Linked DNA regions of Mus musculus: region 1 is linked to region 2. Evidence: chromatin loops called from intact Hi-C (ENCODE). Cell type or tissue: heart. All regions are shown on one strand. Each heading gives the region's core, and the rest is flanking DNA. Links, peaks and the distances in the headings are about the cores only.

Region 1 (9,955 bases), core at 1,373-9,372, 97 kb after region 2:
GGACTGAACCTCTGAATCTGTAAGCCAGCCCCAGTTAAATGTTGTCCTTTTTAAGACTTGACTTGGCCATGCTGTCTGTTCACAGCAGTAAAACCCTAACTAAGACACTAAGAGCCCTGGCCTAGGTTCCCAAGAGATGAGCCCATGATGGTGGTCAGATGGCAGCCCCCATCAGAACCTTAGCAGTTCCACTGTATCAACAGAAGCTGGAATACAGGGAGCCCTCCTAATTGGTCCCAGAACTCTATGGGGTGGGGGGAAGGGGTGACTTGGTGCAGAGGTGGCATATCCTCTGGCCTTTCTAAGCAGACTACAAGGAGTCCGTCACTCTTTTGGTAGGATGGGAATGACACAGTGACTTAGGTCTCTGTCATTTTACATCATTATCACACAGGCCTGTGACCAGTCTGACAGCAGACGAGAAATCAGAGCTGGAGAATGGGATCTCAACAGGACACGCCGCCAACCCACATGGCACTGTCACAATCCTTACCTCTCCTGTGGACATCCCTATGGCAGCCCAATGGGACACGCTAACCCCAGTCAGTAATTATGTTCAAGCAGTGACCAACACTAGAGTCTCCCAAAAGTACAGTGGAGGCAGTCACTGGGGGAGGTGGGTCTGAGTTTCTTACTCAGCACAGTAGGACTTGGGGTGCTTGACTTTCTACGGTTTTTTTTAAAAGGCTTATTTTTTTTTTTAAAGAATTGTTTATTTTATGTATAGGAGTACACTATAGCTGTCTCCAGAAGAGGGTATTGGATCCTGCTACAGATGGGTTGTGAGCCACCATGTGGTTGCTGGGAATTGGACTCAGGATCTCTGGAAGATCAAATGCTCTTAACCACTGAGCCATCTCTCCAGCCCCCAATTAGTTCAGGTGTATGGGTGTTACCTGCATGTTCATCTGTACACCGGGTATGCAGTACTTGAAGAGGCCAGAAGGGGTGTCAGGCCTCCTGGAACTGCTGTGTGGGTTCTGGGAATAGAACCCTGGTCCTTTGAAAGAGCAACAAGTGCTCTTAACCACTGAGCCATCTCTCCAGTCCGTGTATGAGTGTTTCGCCTCATCTATGTATGTGCCTGCAAAAGTTAGGATTGAGAGCTGCCATGTGGGTTCTGAAAACCAAACTTGGGTAGTCTGCAAGAGCAGCAGGAGGATGAGGAAGAAGGAGGAGGAGGCGAAAAGAAAGAAAAGAGAAAGGGTCTCTCACTGAGCCTGAATTTATGTTTGGCTAGAGTAGCTGGCCACTGAACTCTTAAGTGTCCATTTGTCTCCATCACCTCCACCTCCAGTGCTGTAGTTATGGGGGGCACAGACCCAGTGCTGTAGTTATGGGGGGCACAGACCCAGTGCGGTAGTTATGGGGTGCACAGACCCAGCCACACCACAGCTCTGTATATGCCTGGCTGTGTGGTCTGGGGAAGCGCTGTCAGGAGGTGGAAGGCTGAATGGGGAAACCCTGTCTATGCAGGTTTTACATAATCCTCTGTGCAGCTGTTTAATAATGCAACTGCCTAGGGGCGGGGGGAGGGTCACCCACACTCTCGTAAGTAATCCTGTGGTTTGCCAGGCTGTGCCAGACAGGGTTGTTCCTTTGGACTTGTTGTTAGCACTCTATTTGGGACGAGTAGAACTTGTTCATGTCTGGAGTTGGAGAGAGAGCTCAATGGGTAGAGTACTGGTGACTCTTGTGAAGGACCCATGTTCAGTTCCTAGCACCCATATAGAGCTCACAACTGTTGATGTCTTCACATTCCAGGGGATCTGACACTGTCTGCAGGCACCAGACATTCACATGGTGCATATACATACATCTAGGCAAAACACCCAAACATATAAGTCTTTATTTTACATATATGAGTACACATAGCTGTCTTCAGACACACCAGAAGAGAGCATCGGATCCCATTACAGATGGTTGTGCGCCACCATGTGGTTGCTGGGAATTGAACTCAGGACCTCTGGAAGAGCAGTTGATGCTCTTAACTGCTAAGCCATCTCTCCAGCCCCCACATAAATAAACCTTGAAGAAGAAGAAGAAGAAGAAGAAGAAGAAGAAGAAGAAGAAGAAGAGGAGGAGGAGGAGGAGGAGGAGGAGGAGGAGGAGGAGGAGGAGGAGGAGGAGGAGGAGGAGGAGGAGGAGGAGGAGGAGGAGGAGGAGGAGAAAGAAGAAAAGAAGAAAAAAGAAGAAAGAAGAAAAGAAGAAAAAAGGAGGAGGAGGAGGAGGAGAAGAAGAAGAAGAAGAAGAAGAAGAGGAAGAGGAGGAGGAAGAAGAAAAGAAGAAAAAGAAGAAAGAAGAAAAGAAGAAGAAAGAAGAAAAGAAGAAAAAAGAAGGAGGAGGAGGAGGAGAAGAAGAAGAAGAAGAAGAAGAAGAAAGAAGAAGAAGAGGAAGAAGAAGAAATTTGTCTTCTCAAGAAAAGTTAACCAAACACCCACAAGCTCGTGTTTGAGACGGGTCTGTGAGGCCTGCCTGGCAGAAGTGAGGTACAGGAGGTGAGCCTCTGAAGGTTATATCCACTCTGATTCTAGTCTTGCCTGAGTTTTCTGCTTCCTGATCCCCCACCACCAAGTGAGCAGTTTCCTCCGCCATGCCTGGCGGACTGAAGTCATGGGCCACAACAACCCTGTTCCACTAAGTTGCTTCTGTCAGGTGCTTGGCCATAGCAACAAGAAAAGTGACACGTCTGTCTAGGTGATGGGTACTGAGAAGTGGGGCTGCTGGTGTGGTAAAGCTGACCACGGGTTTCATCAGCCTTCAGACTCAGTTTCTGGAAAGGTTTGGTGCTGATGGATAAAGCAAGCTGTAAGCAGAGCTTAGCAGGCCATTCTGGCGGGAGTACAGAGACCAGAATGCCAAGAGAAATGTGGACATTGGCAACATGACCACACGAGTGGACAAAAGACAGCTCCAAGCCCAAAAAGACACACAGTGAATCCTAAGGCTCCAGATGCCTCAGGGGCCCCCATATCTACAGCCTTGCCTCCTGTGGCTCACATAGGCTATCTCTAGGGCTGTCCTACTGGATGCCTACAAATTTCCCCAGCAGACATCCCATGTTCCTGTTATCAACATTTCCATAGCAACCTTGGCCGCACCTTCATGAATATGGAAGGAAAATAGACAAATAGAGGCTCTCTGTGCAGGTCACCCAATATTTGAACAAATGTGGAATTCCTGGGAAATCCTTAGAGATCGGAGTAAATGAGAATTCAGGTGTCGCCGGGCAGTGGTGGCACACGCCTTTAATCCCAGCACTTGGGAGGCAGAGGCAGGCAGATTTCTGACTTGGACGCCAGCCTGGTCTACAGAGTGAGTTCCAGGACAGCCAGGGCTATACAGAGAAACCCTGTCTGGAAAACCAAAAAAAAAAAAAAAAAAAAATCAGGTGTCTGAAGGCTATGAGCCACCAATGGAACCCTGGTAATGAGAAGTTCCCTCTGCAACAGAGAAGACTCTCTGTCCATACAGTAATGTTTCAGAACGTGGCAGAAAGGAGGAAATCCCAAAAGTTCTGAGAGGAAAAACCATCATGCCAATCTGGGATTCTTTTTTTTTTTTTTTTTTTTTTTTTTTTTTTTTTTTTATAGCCCTGGCTGTCCTGGAACTCACTTTGTAGACCAGGCTGGCGTTGAAGTCAGAAATCCGCCTGCCTCTGCTTCCAATCTGGGATTCTTAAAGACACTGAAAATGATGCTTTCGGCTTCTGAGAGACGTTTCCCAGTCAGAACTCTATATCCAGCAAAACTTCCAACTGAACACAAACGCAGAGCTCTTTCAGACATTTACAGCCTGCGCACAGGAAGCGAGATGGGCAGACACCCAGCCAAGACTTTACCAAGAGGGAAATCCAGGAAACTGAGCTGAGCTGTGGTGTGCACAAGTGAAGGCAAGCTTCAGGGGAGGAGGGGGATGTTCAGGCAAGCAAACACCTGCACTTCAAGCACACCTGCCCGAAGCCTCAGGCGACCCGGCGACTGTGACAAAACACCTGGTGCAGCTGGCTGATTTGCAAGGTTTCACACACCCACGGAGTTTAGGCTCAGGTGCTAAACTAACGCTTCTGGAAAAATAAAAACACTGAGGGTGTAGCTCACCGCAGAGCATGCGATTCCAGGTACAACACCCACGTCCCCTGCCCCACTCACTGTATTGCACAAATGGCTGATAAGAACAGCCATTTGGAGTCATAGCGACTGTGACCACTGCACTCAGGAAAATTACTCAGAGGAGGCCCCGGCGTAGAGACTTAAGGGTATTGGGAAGTCAACACTTAATTTCAAAACCTAAAACGTGAGAAGTGGCGGCAGTGGCTCACCACTTTGGAAGTGGCTCCCCTAGAAGTTGGGGGAGACATTCAGAATGCCTTGGCATCACAACACCTTCCCCTTCTCCCCAAATATATGCTTTTTTGCACCTTCTTGGCAGGGCCCAAGACCCTTGCTCTCTGCCTCACTCCAGACAGGTCTTTCCTGTCTCCTCGCCTGTGGGGACGAGGTTAAGCCTGGTACTTGGAAGCACTTGGTGTTGAAGTGGATTTTAATCTGAGAGGCCTGGCGCAACCCCCTTACGGTCCTTTGAAGAGTGCTCAAGAAAAGCCACATTCCTGGCGCCCTAAGTGCAAGCTGGAGGTACGAAGCTGAAACTGAGTGGTCAATCTTCTGAAAATGGATATTCCATTTCAAGAGGCCACTTCAGCTTTTAATCAGCTCCTCCTTCTCTTTTATTGTTAACATTAAACATTAAGACATCTTTCTAGGGGTTGAAGAGATGCCTCAGCGGTTAAGAGTGCTTACAGCTCTTGAAGGGGACCTGGATTCCTAACTCAAGATAGATGGCTCACAGCAGTCACTCCAGGTCCAGGGGATCTGATGCCCTCTTCTGGCCGCGGTGAGCATTGCATGAGCACAGTACATACAGAAACCAGCCAAAGCTCACACAGAAAAACGAAAATACATCCTTTATTTTTTAAAAGAAACAAAAGAAAGAAAAGGCACCATCTACTTGTATCCATCCTTTGGGCAGTTCCTCTGAATCCCACAACTTCCAAAAGGTTTTAAATGCTTTAAATGTTACAGGCTTTAAATGTACACACAATATAAAATGAAATTAAGTCACACAGACAGACACAGACACAGACACAGACACACACACACACACACACACACACACACACACACACACACACACACACACACACACACACACAGAGTGTGTGTTTTACACAGGTGGGTTATTTCAGATCCCTAGTTCCTTGGTTTTAAAATGGTCTTCTTAGACAAACAAGGAATTTAAAACATTTTACTTAAAAGGCAAAATGTTCCCAATTAAAAGCCAAAAATCTTGCATCTCTTAGTTAAGCTGGTCAACCCAGACTGGCTCACTATGGAATGCCAGCAAAGACTCAAGCCGCAAGACTCAAGAATGTGGCCTGAGGAGAACAGCTTTCAAACACTGTTGTGCACCAGAAGACTGTGGAATTCCTCACCACCAGATGGCTTTTGGTCCCCGCCCCCTCCCCCCAATTTAGCCTCAAAAACCACACAGCAGCTCTGGCCCTGTCTACTTCAAATAACTGGGATCCAGTTGTTCTGGTGGGGAGCCCTTCCTCCTTACCCCAAACCTGAAATGTAAGTTCAAAGCCAGCCTGGTCTACATGGTGAGTTCTGGGACAGGCAGAGCTACAAAACAACAAAAGGTGGAGTGCTTTTTTTTGTTTTGTTTTGTTTTTTTGAGACAGGGTTTCTCTGTATAGCCCTGGCTGTCCTGGCTGTCCTGAAACTCACTCTGTAGACCAGGCTGGCCTCGAACTCAGAAATTCGCCTGCCTCTACCTCCCGAGTGCTGGGATTAAAGGCGTGCACCACCACCGTCTCCCGAGTGCTGGGATTGACACTCCACCTGGTTTAAAAGGTGGAGTGTTAACAGGCAGATGGTAGAAAATGATCAAAGAATTGGCCTTCCCCCCTCCCCAGTGTTGCCCAAAGCAAGGCTCCTTTCCTTAAAAGTGGAAAATGGCAAAGGGAGTGGAGTGCTGTTCGGGATGACTCTGCTGCACTGTGACATTTAAGGAGAAGAACCAAAAGACAGGCTGGGGACTTAGCTCAGCTGTGGCGTGTCTGCCTACTATGCACAAGGGCCTGGCTTTGATTACTAGCAACAAGTTATCGGGATGTGGTGGTGCATCCCAGCATTTGAGGGGCAGCCAAGGGAACCAAAAATACAAGATCATCTTTGGATATATACCATGTTTGAAGCTAGTCTGGGCTACTTAAGATCCTGGCCTTACAACAACAACAACAACAACAACAAACAACAAAGACAAGAAACTTCCCAAAACAACTTTGGCTAAGAAAGTAATCCTGAAGCCGGTGTGGTACACACTTATAATCCTGACATGAGGAAACAAGGCAGAAAGACCAGAGTTCAAAGTCATCCTAGTGTACATAGAAAGATCTTGTGGGTAAAAAAAGGGGATTTTTACTTTCTTAGAAAACTTGGTTCAAGGGCTGGAGAGTTGGCTCAGTGGTTAAGCGCACTGACTGCTCTTGCATTCAGTTCCCAGCAACCACATGGTGGTTCACAAGTAATGGGATCTGATGCCCTCTTCTGGTGTGTCTGAAGAGAGTGACAGTATACTAATATACATAAAATAAATCTTTTTGAAAACAAGAAAAAAACCAAAACCCTGGCTCAGGAGTGTCATTCTATCAACTTTCTAAAGTCTGTGTTTAAGGTATGCTGAGAGCTCTGGGCACTGCATGGAAGTCCACTGGTGTCTTAGTGTCAGGGCATTTACCTCAATGATTTACCAAAGCAACTGCCACCGGCCAGTACAATATACAGTAAGGACTACTTCTGCACATGTGCAGACCACAGGAGAGCTGTGGTACTGTATGACCAACTGTGATAGAGGCACTCCCACACCCCAACATGTTGATATGGGAATATGCACAAAAATTAGCTTAGGCTACTGACAGTATTAAAATGTAGCTCTAGGATGACTAAGCAGGACTCGGGAGTCAAAGGAAAAAAAATCAAAACTATTTAGATATTTACCTGGATTTCTTCACAATGGAGCACACATGCACAAATTCAGTGTCTAGGTAGACTGGTGGAACTACCCTGTGTTATAATGAGCGCATCCTGTCATTTACTATGAATTTGTTCAGATACTACCGAAAAGCGTTCTTGTTTCTCCGGAGCTCTCAAGAAGTGAGCAGGAGTCTGCAGGCACAGCTGGCGTCTCCTGGCCAGTCTATCCACAGCGGGGCCACTTGACACCAATCAGCTTGGCTTTCTCAGTGGGGTCGCAGGCAAAGGACTACAACCTAGCCACTCCCTTGCACAATCCTAAAACCAGCCAATAACCCTGCCTCTCAGACCACCATTTCGGACCTTCCCTCCATCCAGTAGTACTGAGGTTCGGACCCTGGACCTCCAGCATGCTGGACAAGGCGTCCATCATCCAGCCCCATCCACAGCCCTTTTCCTCACTGCTCCGAGCCTTGCTCCACCAAACCTACAGCAGAGTAATGCAGTTCCTTACAGCTGTTAAGTTTAAGGAGCAAGATAAAACTGGGCATGGTGGGGCATGCCTTTGATCCCAGTACTTGGGAAATGGGTTCTTAATCAGTTAGGGCTACATGAGTTCCTATCTCAAACCAACCAACCAAAACCAACCCAACCCAACCAAAGAGCTGGGCCACTACTACAAATACCCAAAGGTTTCCAGCTTCGTCCTGGGTGTGGTGGAATGTCTCCCCCTGGCAGCATTTGTTAAGAACAAAGGAGTTTTGCCGTCAGCAGCAAGGAAATGTCCACTGTCTAAATGCTGCCGTATTTAGAAGTTTTCTTTAAGTAGCTATTCCGGTTTTACAAAGCTCATACCCACAGTTCTTAAGATAAATGAAAGCACAAAGCCTTTATTGAACTGCAGACTGTGAATAATGAGCCCCGTGGGATGGGGTGTGTGTGCATAGAAGAGCAATTTATAAACTTTCAAGGCAAACAACTGACATCTTTGAAGACACTGTGAGCTTAAAAAAAAAAAAAAAAAAAAAAAAAAGCTTCCGGGTGTGAAATTCACTGTTTTCGTCACTGGTGGCTAGTCACATGGCCTCAGGAAATGTCGAGATTTCATAAACCATTTGTATCAAATCTCTTTCTGGTAAATTCCTTTAGTGCCTCTGCAGCGGAAACTAGACAAGACTGGAGAGTTGAGGGCTCAGACCTCCAGCACCTCATGAGCGTCTGCGTTGCTTAACACTGAAGGCAATGCTATCAAAGAAAATAAACAGAGAGCTGGTTAGACACAAGCAAGTGGACGTCGCCCGACTTATAAGCAAGTCTATAGGATGTGCTACCAGAGAGGAGTGTTGACCTCAGTGGTCTTCCCCACTGTGTCCAAAACCAGCACCGGTCGCTACTGTTCCTTCCCCCCTTTAACGATACACATGGAAGCAGCAGCGCTCCCTAGCAATGCGAAGTGTGGAGAGTCACAGGATTGCTGAACTTTCAAAGATTTGGAAACCTCAGTGTAATGTAACAGGGAATCTTAAAAGCCAGAGACTAGAGCCGGCCGTGGTGGCGCATGCCTTTAATCCCAGCACTTGGGAGGCAGAGGCAGGCGGATTTCTGAGTTCGAGGCCAGCCTGGTCTACAAAGTGAGTGCCAGGACAGCCAGGGCTACACAGAGAAACCCTGTCTCGAAAACAAACAAACAAACAAACAAACAAAGCCAGAGACTAAACCTAGCGACCAAGTTTCATAGTGAAAATCTAAGAGGCTAAACTGTACAGCTGTAAATGGCATGGAACCCAGGGAAAGAGGAAAATGAGTTTGCGCTCCAGTCCAAGAATGAGAATGATGACTCAAGTCTGGGTACTGAGGCGAGCTCCACACCCCAATGGGTACTGGCTGTAGTGCTTCTCCAAGCTCCCACCCCAACCCAGGAACAGCCACTCTGAGCCCCACCATCCCCAAAGCACTTTTAATGTAAAGTTCCTCGAGACTCCGTAACAGAGGCCCTCTCCATCAGGGACGCTGCAGGAACACACAGCTGAGGGAGTGACAAGGGACAGGAATGTCAGTCTGGCTCAGACTACAGATAAACCCATTTCCCTATTTAAAAAAAGAAAAAAAAGAACCCAATTGAAATGTAAAACTATCAAACAGATTCACTACAATACATGATTTCTTGTTCCATCCCCACAAAGTTGAGGACATTCTTAGGCCTCACACTCCCAGGACAGCCAGCTGAGGCCCCCTCTGCTGCCCCTCTCTCGGTTGCCTCTTTTGGACCAGGGATTAAGGGCAAACCTTTAGTAGGTCAAATACTTACTCAAAACAAGCCTCTGATTAGAGTAAACTAAGCAATCGGTTAACTGACCAGACTGTCTTTTTTTTTTTTTTGGCGTTTCGAGACAGGGTTTCTCTGTATAGCCCTGGCTGTTCTGGAACTCACTTTGTAGACCAGGCTGGCCTCGAACTCAGAAATCCGCCTGTCTCTGCCTCCCGAGTGCTGGGATTAAAGGCGTGTACCACCACCGCCCGGCTTGACCAGACTGTCTTAAAGCTGACTTCCACAGAGAAGCTCCCAGGTCTGAGCTATGTGAAATACTGAGAGGGCTCTTTTCCACTTATTCTACCTACAGGCAATTTGATACAGGAGCAGGAAATCACTCTGGAGCTCTTGAAGTTCCGAAGAGACAAAATGACAATACTCTTAAGGAGCCCTGTTCCCAGGCGCCCCGCACCTTCTCAGCACCCCACTAGATGAACTGCTACCTCATAGAAATTACAACTGTAACAGGCCGAGCTTAAAGAGCAACCCTGACACAAGCCTTGGCTCACTAACTGCTTCCGGCGGATGCTGCTTTCTCATTAAGATGGTTTCAAGCCAGATATTGTAGCTCGCCCTTTTACCTAGCACGTGGGAAGGAGAGGCAGGT
Region 2 (9,839 bases), core at 1,840-9,839:
TCCCAGAGAGGGACAAAGGACTGCTTCTGGATAGAGAGGAGACAGACATGGCCCATAGGAAAATAGCAGTTTATAAAAATAAAGGAGGAATCCCCATGTTAGGATGAGGTGTTTAATTTCAATTGGGCATGTTAATTAGGTGAGCCAAAGGGAGCTTTTGATTGCTGGACTTCAATACTTTGATAACTGGACCTTGGTAGTCAGTCTCGGGAAGAGGAATTGGCCAAATAAGGGAATAGACCTTGGTAGCCAGCTTTGGGAATTGAACTGAAAATTTTTAGCAAGGCAAAGGAAATCAGGGAGAAGGGCAAAGCTTGCCAGATCCATGCCTGCCATGCTCTGGACAGAACCCCTTTACCCATCATATTGTTGTACCAAGTCTGACTGAAGGAGACAGAGAGGGCCTGAATGAGAGAGCCCCTTGGGATGTGCTCAACGTCACAAAACTGGTAAGTATGAACCCTGGCCTTGGGACAGCTGTCTCTCCCCAGAACTACTGTAGGGTTTCCCTGGCTTGGGACTCAATGCTAACTCTCACCAACTAGTCAGCTAACCAATAACTGCTGGTCAGTACTTTTTCCCAGTGCTGGGATGAAGCTCGGAGGTTTGTCCATTCTGGACACCACTCTATTACAGAACTACAGCCCAGCCCTGTTTGTCACAGTCACAACAAGGTATTCTCAATACAAAGAAGACCTGTAGTCAGTCCCATCTAGATGTCTTTCACGAGGTACTGCCTATACTGTGCCCAGCCCCACCCTCCTCAAGATGGACATAGGTACTGTCCTCCTGTGTTGTGTGACAAACTTTTCCTAGGGAAGATATAACACATACATCTACTCACCCTAGATAGGAAGCCCACAACAGATCAAAATATGGATACCACAAAAGTCTAACTTGGGGACCTAATTAGTTTAATTGGGGTTAACAACAGGAATATGGATGAAGAGTTACTACAGGTGCAGAAATGACTCAAAGACAGATGCATCACCAAAGCCCACTCCAGCATGTGACAGCTCACAAAGCTGGGAATCTGGAGCATAGCTTGCAGGCAGCTCAACAGGTTGGAGGGTCTCCTTTGTTACTAATCTTAACCCAGGCTCCTTGGCTGGTTTCTGTTTCTTCTGAGCAGCCTTGTCTGATGTCAGAGTCTTCTGTGTAGCTTGATTTGTCTGAATCTTTTTTCGCAGCTTGGCCTTCTTCTGTTTGGGCAGAACTCTCATCTTTTATTGCTTACTCTGGTAGGGAGGAGCCTAGTGAATTTAGTCAGTTTCAGGGACTTCCTGAAGCTATGCTGAGATGTTTACCTTTGTGTTTTAAGAGTTTCCCTGGAGGATAGACTGTTTCAATTTTGGAGGCCACTGTTAAACAATACTCTGGAGTTGCTGCAAGGTCACTAAGTCAGCCTCTGGGTTAACTTTCAGAACACAGCAGATGCCAAAGAGTCAAGGCAGTGACTAGGAATCTGGCCAGCTCAGATCACTGGGGTAAAGAAGGCAACCCTCTGCTTCCAATGATGGATCCCAGAGGCCAGCCATCTCCAAGGAAGCAGCCAAGGCAAGAGATGAAAGCTGAGATCAGGGCATTAATAAAAGCCCAGAGCCAGCCTGAGCCTCTCCCAGAGCTGAACCCTTGCTCTTCTGTGAGATAGTTCTCCATCTCCACTCTCTCCAGGAAACTTCCCTTTCAAGCAGATTAGGGTCACAGATATACCATTAGATGTCACAAAATCTGACTTTCTGACATCACAGAACTATTCCAGGGAGGAAACAGTCACCTTCTAACACAGGTCCTTCTAACATTGTCCTTGTCGACAGGACCTACAAAAGTCTGAATAGCAGCCACACCTTCTGCTCCTTACACTACTTTCCACTGCTGTTTAGCAGGTGTACACTGGCAATATGTATCCTCTTCCTGGTCTTAATGGAGGCTGACTCTATTGCAAACATGTAGAACCCAAGGTGGACCTGTCTATAAAGAGCCACGTGGCATATAGGTTAAAAAGTAGAACTTGGGGGAAAGGTAGGCATGACTCAAGTCTCAGGCCAGCAAGTCATGTGACCTGGGATAAGTCACCTGACTTACCAGGCCTCAGTGTCTCCACCTATTAAATAGAGATGAACTATCATTCCTTCTGCCAAGTCAGAATAAGGATAGGAAACAATCTTGTGTGCAACAATTCAGTACGTCCATGTTCTTTTAATTTGTTTTGCAAATGCAGAGCAAGCATGGAGCGTCCCCACTGGACATATTACTTTAACTGCCTACTACATAGCAAACTTATACCAAACTCATATCCTACTATATCCCAAACTTAGCGGCTCAAGTAAATATAAGTTTCTTTGAGTCTGGAGTCTGGACGCAGCTAGGCTGGGTTCTTTGCATATGTGTCTGTCCAAGACTATGATTGAGGTATTGGCCAGGGCTTAGGTCTTATCTGAATGTCCCAAGCAGAAAAAAAAATCAATTTGACGCACAAATGGCATGTGCCAGGTACAGGATTTGAGCTAGGAATTTAAAAGTGGATGACTTGGAGTTCTTACAGAAAAGTTTTGTAAGCAGAGACTTCTGCTGCATGCTCTTAGTTTCCTCAACAGCTGTTGGAGGGTCATTCTTAAAGGCAGAAGCTACTAACCCTGAAATATAAATGAAGCAAGCAGGTCCTCTTTCTCCATCACAGGGCATACAGGGGTGAGGGCAGAGGAGAGAGAGCGAGACCGCTAAGAAGCATTGGGAGAGTGAGTAGTGGTTGACTTGCCCCATATGTTCCAAGAGAACAGAATTATCCCTGCCCTTAGAGAGCACACAGGGCCAGGCACAGGCAGGAAAGCCAAGTCCAGCCTGGAGGAAGGAGGCATGCCACAGGTGACTGGCTCAGAGACTTGTCTTCAAACAGAAAGCCCTGCACCCAACCACTGAAAAGCTGCAGCAGTAGAGCAGCAGCTCTCAACCTGTGGGTCTCAATCCTTTTGGGGTTGAATTGACTTTTTCACAGGGGTCACCTAAGACCATCAGAAACAAAGGTATCACATGACAATTTCATAACAGTAACAAAATTACAGTTATGAGGTAGCAATGAAAATAATTTACGGTTGGGGGGGTCACTACACCATGGGGAACTGGAGTAAGGAATCATAGCATTGGGAAGGCTGAGACCCCCTGCTTTAGAGGGTCCTGGGGACTTGAATTCACTACAGCAGAGTTCCTTTGCCCACACAGCCTGAGTCTTCAACCTCACAAAGAGGTTGTAGCACAAAGGCAACAGAGTCAAAGTTGGCTTCTGTGAAAACGTAGCTACCTTTACTAGAGGAGCCTCATTTTCCCGGGCCCAGTCCCAGATTTTCTTCCTTTTGGTCACCTGGTACCCAGGCTGGACCAAATCACCTACAAATTAGATGTCTCAAGTGAGCCAACCAACATCATCCACTGAGATTTTTCCGGGTGAAGCTGAGACCTTCCCCCCCCCCCCCCCGCTGTCAGGACACATAAAAATCCTAGCGACAGCTGGTGGTCATGTTTCCAACTATATGGGGTAGGAGTGGATAGAAGCTTGAGAAGGTGTGGTAGGGACCAATAGCACCAAATTCTTGTTTACCACTCTCCCCTTTGAGACAAGTAAACTGGTAAATCTCCTTTTTATTGACTTGAAATAATTCACATTGAGTCTGTCTTTCTTCCTTCCTTCCTTCCTTTCTTTCTTCCTTCCTTCCTTTCTCTCTCTCTCTCTCTCTCTCTCTCTCTCTCTCTCTCTCTCTCTCTTTTTCTTCTTGTTCCTTCTCCTCCTCTGCCTCCTCTTCTTCCTCTTCCTCCTCCCCCACATTTCCCTCCTCTTCCACTTCCTCCTCCTCCTCTTGGTTTATCGAGACAGGGCAACAGCCCTGACTGGCCTGGAACTCTTTGTAAGCCAAGCTGGTCTCAAACTCGCAAAGATCCTCTGCCTCTGCCTCTGCCTCTGCCTCTGCCTCTGCCTCTGCCTCTGCCTCTGCCTCTGCCTCTGCCTCTGCCTCTGCCTCTGCCTCTGCCTCTGCCTCTGCCTCTGCCTCTGCCTCTGCCTCTGCCTCTGCCTCTGCCTCTGCCTCTGCCTCTGCCTCTGCCTCTGCCTCTGCCTCTGCCTTCCCCTGCCCCTGCCTCCCAAGTACTGGATTAAACATGAGAGCCTTATGCCCAGCTCAAATTCAGTTTCCTATCACTTGCAAATGGCAGGGTCCTAAAATATCATCCTATCATCTCAACACTGGAATTCAAGGCTAAGCTACAGGTCTAGGGGTAGCTCGGCACTACCTAAAATGTGGCGGTAAAGGGACTCTGGCCAGCTCGAGTGTGGCAAGCATGGCTCTAACAGGCCCTGTCCTTCTCCCCATTCCCTCTACCTTGCTCAAAACCATTAGATTAAATATATAAAGCTAGCCACCAAGGTCTATTCCCTTGTTTGGCTAATTCCTCCTCCTGAGATTGCCTACCAAGGTCCAGCTATCAAAGTATTGAAGTCCAGCCATCAAAAGCCCCCTTTGGCTCACCTAATTAACATGCACAATCAAAATTAAACACCTCATCTTAACACACAGTTTTCTCCTTTTACCTAAGAGCACTGTCTGTCTCCTTTGTATCCAGAGGCAGTCCTTTGTCAAGGGCAAATACCCCTTACTCCTCTCCCTTGTTCCTGTCCCCTTCTCCGTGTCCTCTATCTCCTGTCTTTGTCTCTCAGTCCCTGACCTTTGTACCTCTAAAGCAAGTAAATCTTTGTGCTGAGAATTTGGCCTTGGAGTGTCTTGAGCTGACTTCGAGGTTCCCTACAGGGGTTTACACACCTAGCATACCACACACAAAGATAAACAACAAACCTTCCAGGAAAAAGCCATCCAAGAGTCCAACTTGTTGTTGGTTTTTGTTGTTGTTGTTGTTTTAATTTATGTGTGTGCGTGTGGCTGCATGGATCTATGTGCACTAAATGAACACAGGTGCCTAAAGAGCCAGGAGACACCCTGAAATTGGAATTACAGGTGCTGTGAGCTGGTGGATGGGGGTAAGTACTGGGAACCGAACCCAGGTCTTCTGGAAGAGCAGCAAGTGTTCTTAACTCCTGCATCTTCTCTCCACTCTCAAGTCCACTTCTGAGTACAGTAGAAAGGATCGGTTAGATTCTTTCTTGAGGAAAAAATGAGATTTTTATAAAATGTATAGGCCACTAGAAGGCTAAAAGTGCAGTAAAGACACTTTGCACTGTGTGTACTAACTAATGAAAAGGATTGTGACTCCAGTTCAAGCCTGGATTTGAATACTGATTCTACATCTGACCCCTATCTTATTTCTTTGGGCATCCATTTCCTCCTCTATAAAATGGGAATATGAATATTACCTGCTCTTGCTATTTTGTAAAGTTGTCTCACACACACACACACAGAGAGAGAGAGAGAGAGCGTGCACTTTATTTCCCTAGACATCTCTGCACATGCAACAGTGAGCTCTATTTTTAGATAGCATGTTACTATGTAGCCCTGGCTAGTCTGGGATTCAGTCCTCCTGCCTCAACCTGAGGGCCGGGATAGGCCAGCACAGCCATGCATGCATGCACCATCACACCCAGCACAAGCAGATCTTAACGTGGCCCATCTGGGTAAGTGCCAGTAGACAAAATTGTCAGTGAGCCACTGCCCAGAAGGGCTGGGCATCCAGAGATAAGAGAACAGGAACGGCACTGATGGGGGTGAGAAGCAGACAAAACAGCAGGCAGCCTGTGCCTCCCTGGGGAGCCAATAGCTGCAACCCCACCACCTTTTCGGAGGCAAGTTCTAGCTAATTTCTAGACCCTTAGCTTCCTTTTCTTTCCAGTTACTTTAGCATATAAATTGTTTTTTAAACCACAAAGAAAAGCATAAAAGTAAAAGAATCCACCCCTATACCGTCCTGGTCACCTGAAATAAAGTAAGCAGTACTGTTTCCAGCCTTTGAATCCAGACCACACCTTCACTTCCGGTCTCACTTTTGAACAACACTGCTGCACACTTGGTGCGTTTCATTTAGTTAACATCTTGGAGGCTTTATTCTATCATGAACAAGCCTTTGTTTTTGTTTTGTTTTGGTTTTTTTCTGTATGCATTTATTTATTTGTGCAAGAATATATATAAATGTAAACATTAGAGGACAACTTTCAGGAGTCGATTCTCTCCTTCATGTGGAACCTGGAGAGCGAACGGAGATCGTTAGGCTTGGCAGGACCCATATTCTTGGGTCTGCCCGATCCTGTACAGATGGAGTTCAATAATATTGCTAAAGACAAGAAACAAAAGCCAAGGAAAGTTAAAAGGATTCAGGAAAGCAGGGAAGAGCGTCGGGGATGGAAAAAGAAAGTCAAGACAGGCCCCGCCTCTGAGCCCGCCCCCCAGCCGCAGCCCCGCCCTCCACCACAGGCTGCAGCGCCGCCTCCGGCCGCCAGGGGCCGCCACGCGCCGCAGACCGCATCCCGTCCGCTCGGCGGCCTCTCTTTCCCGCTGGTTTGCCGGCCTCTCGCCCTCTCGCCACTGGTGTCGCGCTTCGGTCGCGTCCCGCGCGTGGTTTTTTTTTTTTCTCGTGAGGGACCTCGCGCCGCCGGGCGCGTGCCGTCCCCCTGCCTCGCGGCGCGGGCTCTCGCGGGCCCCGCTCCCGCCCTCCGCTCGCCTGGCCCGGACCGGAAGCGGCGCCGCACGGCCTGGGCCTGGCGCGGGGGGCGGGCTCTGGGGCCCGGTCGGACATGGGCAAGAAGCACAAGAAGCACAAGTCGGACCGCCACTTCTACGAGGGTGAGGAGCGGCTGGCCTGCCTGCGGAGCCGCGCCGTCCCCTGCCCGCAAGGCCCCGACCCGCGGAGATCGCCCCCGGCGGGGCGGCGTTCGACTCGGGCCTGCCGGTCCCGGCGGGGGTTCGTGGGGCGCTGGGAGGTGGGGCGCCCGCCCTCGGCCGGCCCCGGCTCAGCCCCGCGTCCTGCTCTTGTTTCAGAGTACGTGGAGAAGCCCCTGAAGCTGGTCCTCAAAGTCGGGGGGAGCGAGGTCACCGAGCTCTCCACGGGCAGCTCCGGGCACGACTCCAGCCTCTTCGAAGACAGAAGCGACCATGACAAACACAAGGACAGAAAACGGAAAAAGAGGAAGAAAGGCGAGAAGCAGGCTCCGGGGGAAGAGAAGGGGAGAAAACGGAGAAGAGTCAAGGTAAAGGGGGCTTTGTTGCTTATGGCCCCGGGCTCCAGTTCCCAGCCTCCTTAGCCTGTTCCAGTGCGACACCCAGACGTCTGGGAAGTCTGGCTTTGTGGAGGAGTGAGACAGACCAGAAGCCTGGGTCACCTGGGCGCTCAGCAAGTCTTGTCCCAAGTGTCCTCTCGAGCACCCGTGCTGTCCCCACACATCCTGTAAGCAGCCGAGTCCTGGTCTTCCGTGACTCCTTCAAAGGCTGTTTTTTTTATAATTGTCTTGGAAGGGTGAGAAGTCACTCACCGGAAAGCCTGGGAGGTTTGTCAAACGTAGCTGTTCTTCAGAAGTGAAGGCGATCTACAGGTGTCCCAAGTGTTCTCCTGAAATAAGTTATTTTAATGACAAATGGAGCTGGCGCGGCGTGATGGCACGTGCCTGTGATCTCAGCGCGCAGGAGACTGCGGCCAACCTGTGCTGCTTAATACAAAATAAGCAACCGTTTTCATTAACTAGAAAAGAGTAAGTAGCTAATGTCTTGATTTGCCAGGTAGGTTGAATAGTGCGGGTTAACTTTCTTCTCAAAGGTGAGTCCACCCATATCTGGAATTGCCCTAGAATTCTGCCCTTCCAAAATGTTAGCTGCCTGCCCTCAAGTGCTTACTAAAATGCGTTAGTACTTTTTGAAAGTCATCCTTTCTGAGGCTTAGTTTTAGAGTTTTTCTTTGCTTTATACAGTCATTGATGAGTGGCCAAGCCTTAGAGATTGTCTCTTTAAAATGTCTTAAATTATTGGGGGGGGGGGGAGGAATGTTTTAAATTTATTCTTTTTTGCCCAGAATTTTATGACCTTTAGCTTGACTATGGCAATAGTCACAGTCTTGGGTCAGGCTGGCTTATATTTTCATTTCCTAAATTACAAAAGCACACAGGCATGAGTCTTTGTTTTAACTGAGAGTTTTGAAAGTGAACATGTAAATTGTTTTACCTATGAGTTCGACAAGGCTTGTCTTGATTATATTCGTGGGTATTTGGGCATCAGGTATGCAGCTGGCCTAGAACTCAGTGTATGTCCGTCATTCTGGTTTTCCTTTTGCTGGGATTATGCATGTGGGCCACCATCGCTGGCTGAGAAGCCTAAGAAAAACTTTGAACAGGTAGATTTTGGTATGCTTTTCATATTTAAAAATCCTTGCCCTTGGGTAGACTTCTCATACAGATACAGAGTTTGAGTCAGAACAGAAATTTAAATTGAAAGATATTTTCTCTCAGAATTTTAAAATTTAGGACATGGGGTTAAGTGCATGTAGGTACTTGTGGAGCCCAGAAGGGGGTGTCAAATTCCTTAGAGCTGGAGTTACAGGCAGCTGTAAGCTGTCCAATGTAGGCACCAATTCAGCAGACTTTATGTCTTTTCTGGCTGCTGGTCAGCGCCCTGATTTAGCCTGTGACCAGCATTTGCTTTCTTGGAACTTTGGGATTGCCTCTCTCCTGCATCGTCACTTTACAGTAGATGCTGTGCTTTCAACTCAGGTGTTTAGTGACTGGAGTACCTCTCTGATCACTTTCTTCCCTCTAATGTTTTTATTCTCTGTCTTAGTTTTTTGTGTTGTTTAGGAGAGAACTCAACTTTATCTTCTGAGCTCAAGAATGTACATCTTAAAAGTTTCCAGGTCACGTGGGTGTTGCTTTGGTGGTCACTGCTTGGCAGTCTGTTCTCAGGCTCTACTTTGTACCTTTAGGTCAGTAACTCTGGGGTTCCTGACCAGCCAGCCACCTGGTCCCCAGCCTGTGGTCTCAACCCCTTTTGGGGTAGAGTGACCCTTTCACAGAGGTCACCTAGCAGTAACAGCAAAGTTACAGTTACGAAGTAGCAACAAAATAATTTCAGTGGCTGGGGTCAGCACAGTATGAGGAACTGTGCTGGGGTCACTGGAAGGTTGAGAAGCACAGGTCTAGAAAGCATCAGTGTCTTATTACTCCACATTTTTATAGCAACTTGTTCATACATTTAAATTTTGCCCATTAGAGAGACTTATCTTTCAAATCTTTATTTTATTTTTTAATGTGGATGGGTGTTTTGCTGTGTGTACATCCGTATGCCACTGAATGCCTGGTGCCCATTAGAAGTGAAAAGAAGGCCTTAAATCCTATGGTTCTGGAGTTGTGAGCCACTCTGTGAATCAAACCCAGGTCCTCTAGGAGAGCAGCCAGTCCTCTTAATTGCTGCTGGACCTCTCTAGCCCTGCCCTTTAGTTTTGAAGCTCATCAGTCCTGAGTTTGGGAGCCTGTGCTAGGTTTCACATCCTCTCTGTGATGTCTTTTTCGTCTTTACATGGATTTGTAAACATTTATCTACTGCTGGTCTCCCTTTCATGAGTGTTTGTGTCTCACATTCTTCATCCCAGCATGTAGTTTAGCTTTACTGGTTTCATTGCAGCACCGAGTTTATAAATAAAATTTCAGATTTGGACTGGAGAGCTGTTAAGAGGCACTTGCTCTTCAAAGGGACCTGTGCTCTGTTCCCAGCCCTCATCGCATGCAGCTCACAACCGCCTCTAACTCCAGTTCCAGGATTTCTGATGCCCTCTTCTGGCCTTCAGTGCACTGCATCCATGTGGTGTCCATGCACATACCTAGGCACATACATACATACATACATACATACGTACATACATACATC

Evidence for each region. Hi-C counts contacts between places; a loop is a spot of excess contacts. Peaks named below come from ENCODE experiments on the same cell type or tissue, not always from the same donor. Only the 100,000 strongest peaks of a DNase experiment are listed, where the experiment ranks them.
Region 1: a loop joins it to region 2, with 4 times the contacts of the local background. A loop is called at or near these places in 28 of 42 quality-filtered maps.

The regions. Positions count from the first base shown.
Region 1 is chr8:88,261,261-88,271,215 of GRCm38, reverse strand. It overlaps a transcript of Tent4b not described here. Among named protein-coding and RNA genes, the nearest start is that of Adcy7, 28 kb to the left of the region's middle. In heart, for the core only: a CTCF peak has its summit at 1,915; a DNase peak (open chromatin) is centred at 4,885; H3K27me3 peaks cover 1,272 bases.
Region 2 is chr8:88,358,843-88,368,681 of GRCm38, reverse strand. Brd7 (bromodomain containing 7) reads left to right here and starts at 6,510. Exons shown (of 17, transcript NM_012047.3): 1 at 6,510-6,776; 2 at 6,972-7,180. The coding sequence starts at 6,728. In heart, for the core only: CTCF peaks have their summits at 6,436 (motif pointing right) and 8,480 (motif pointing right); DNase peaks (open chromatin) are centred at 5,621, 6,481 and 6,711; H3K4me3 peaks cover 3,143 bases; H3K27ac peaks cover 2,072 bases; H3K27me3 peaks cover 367 bases.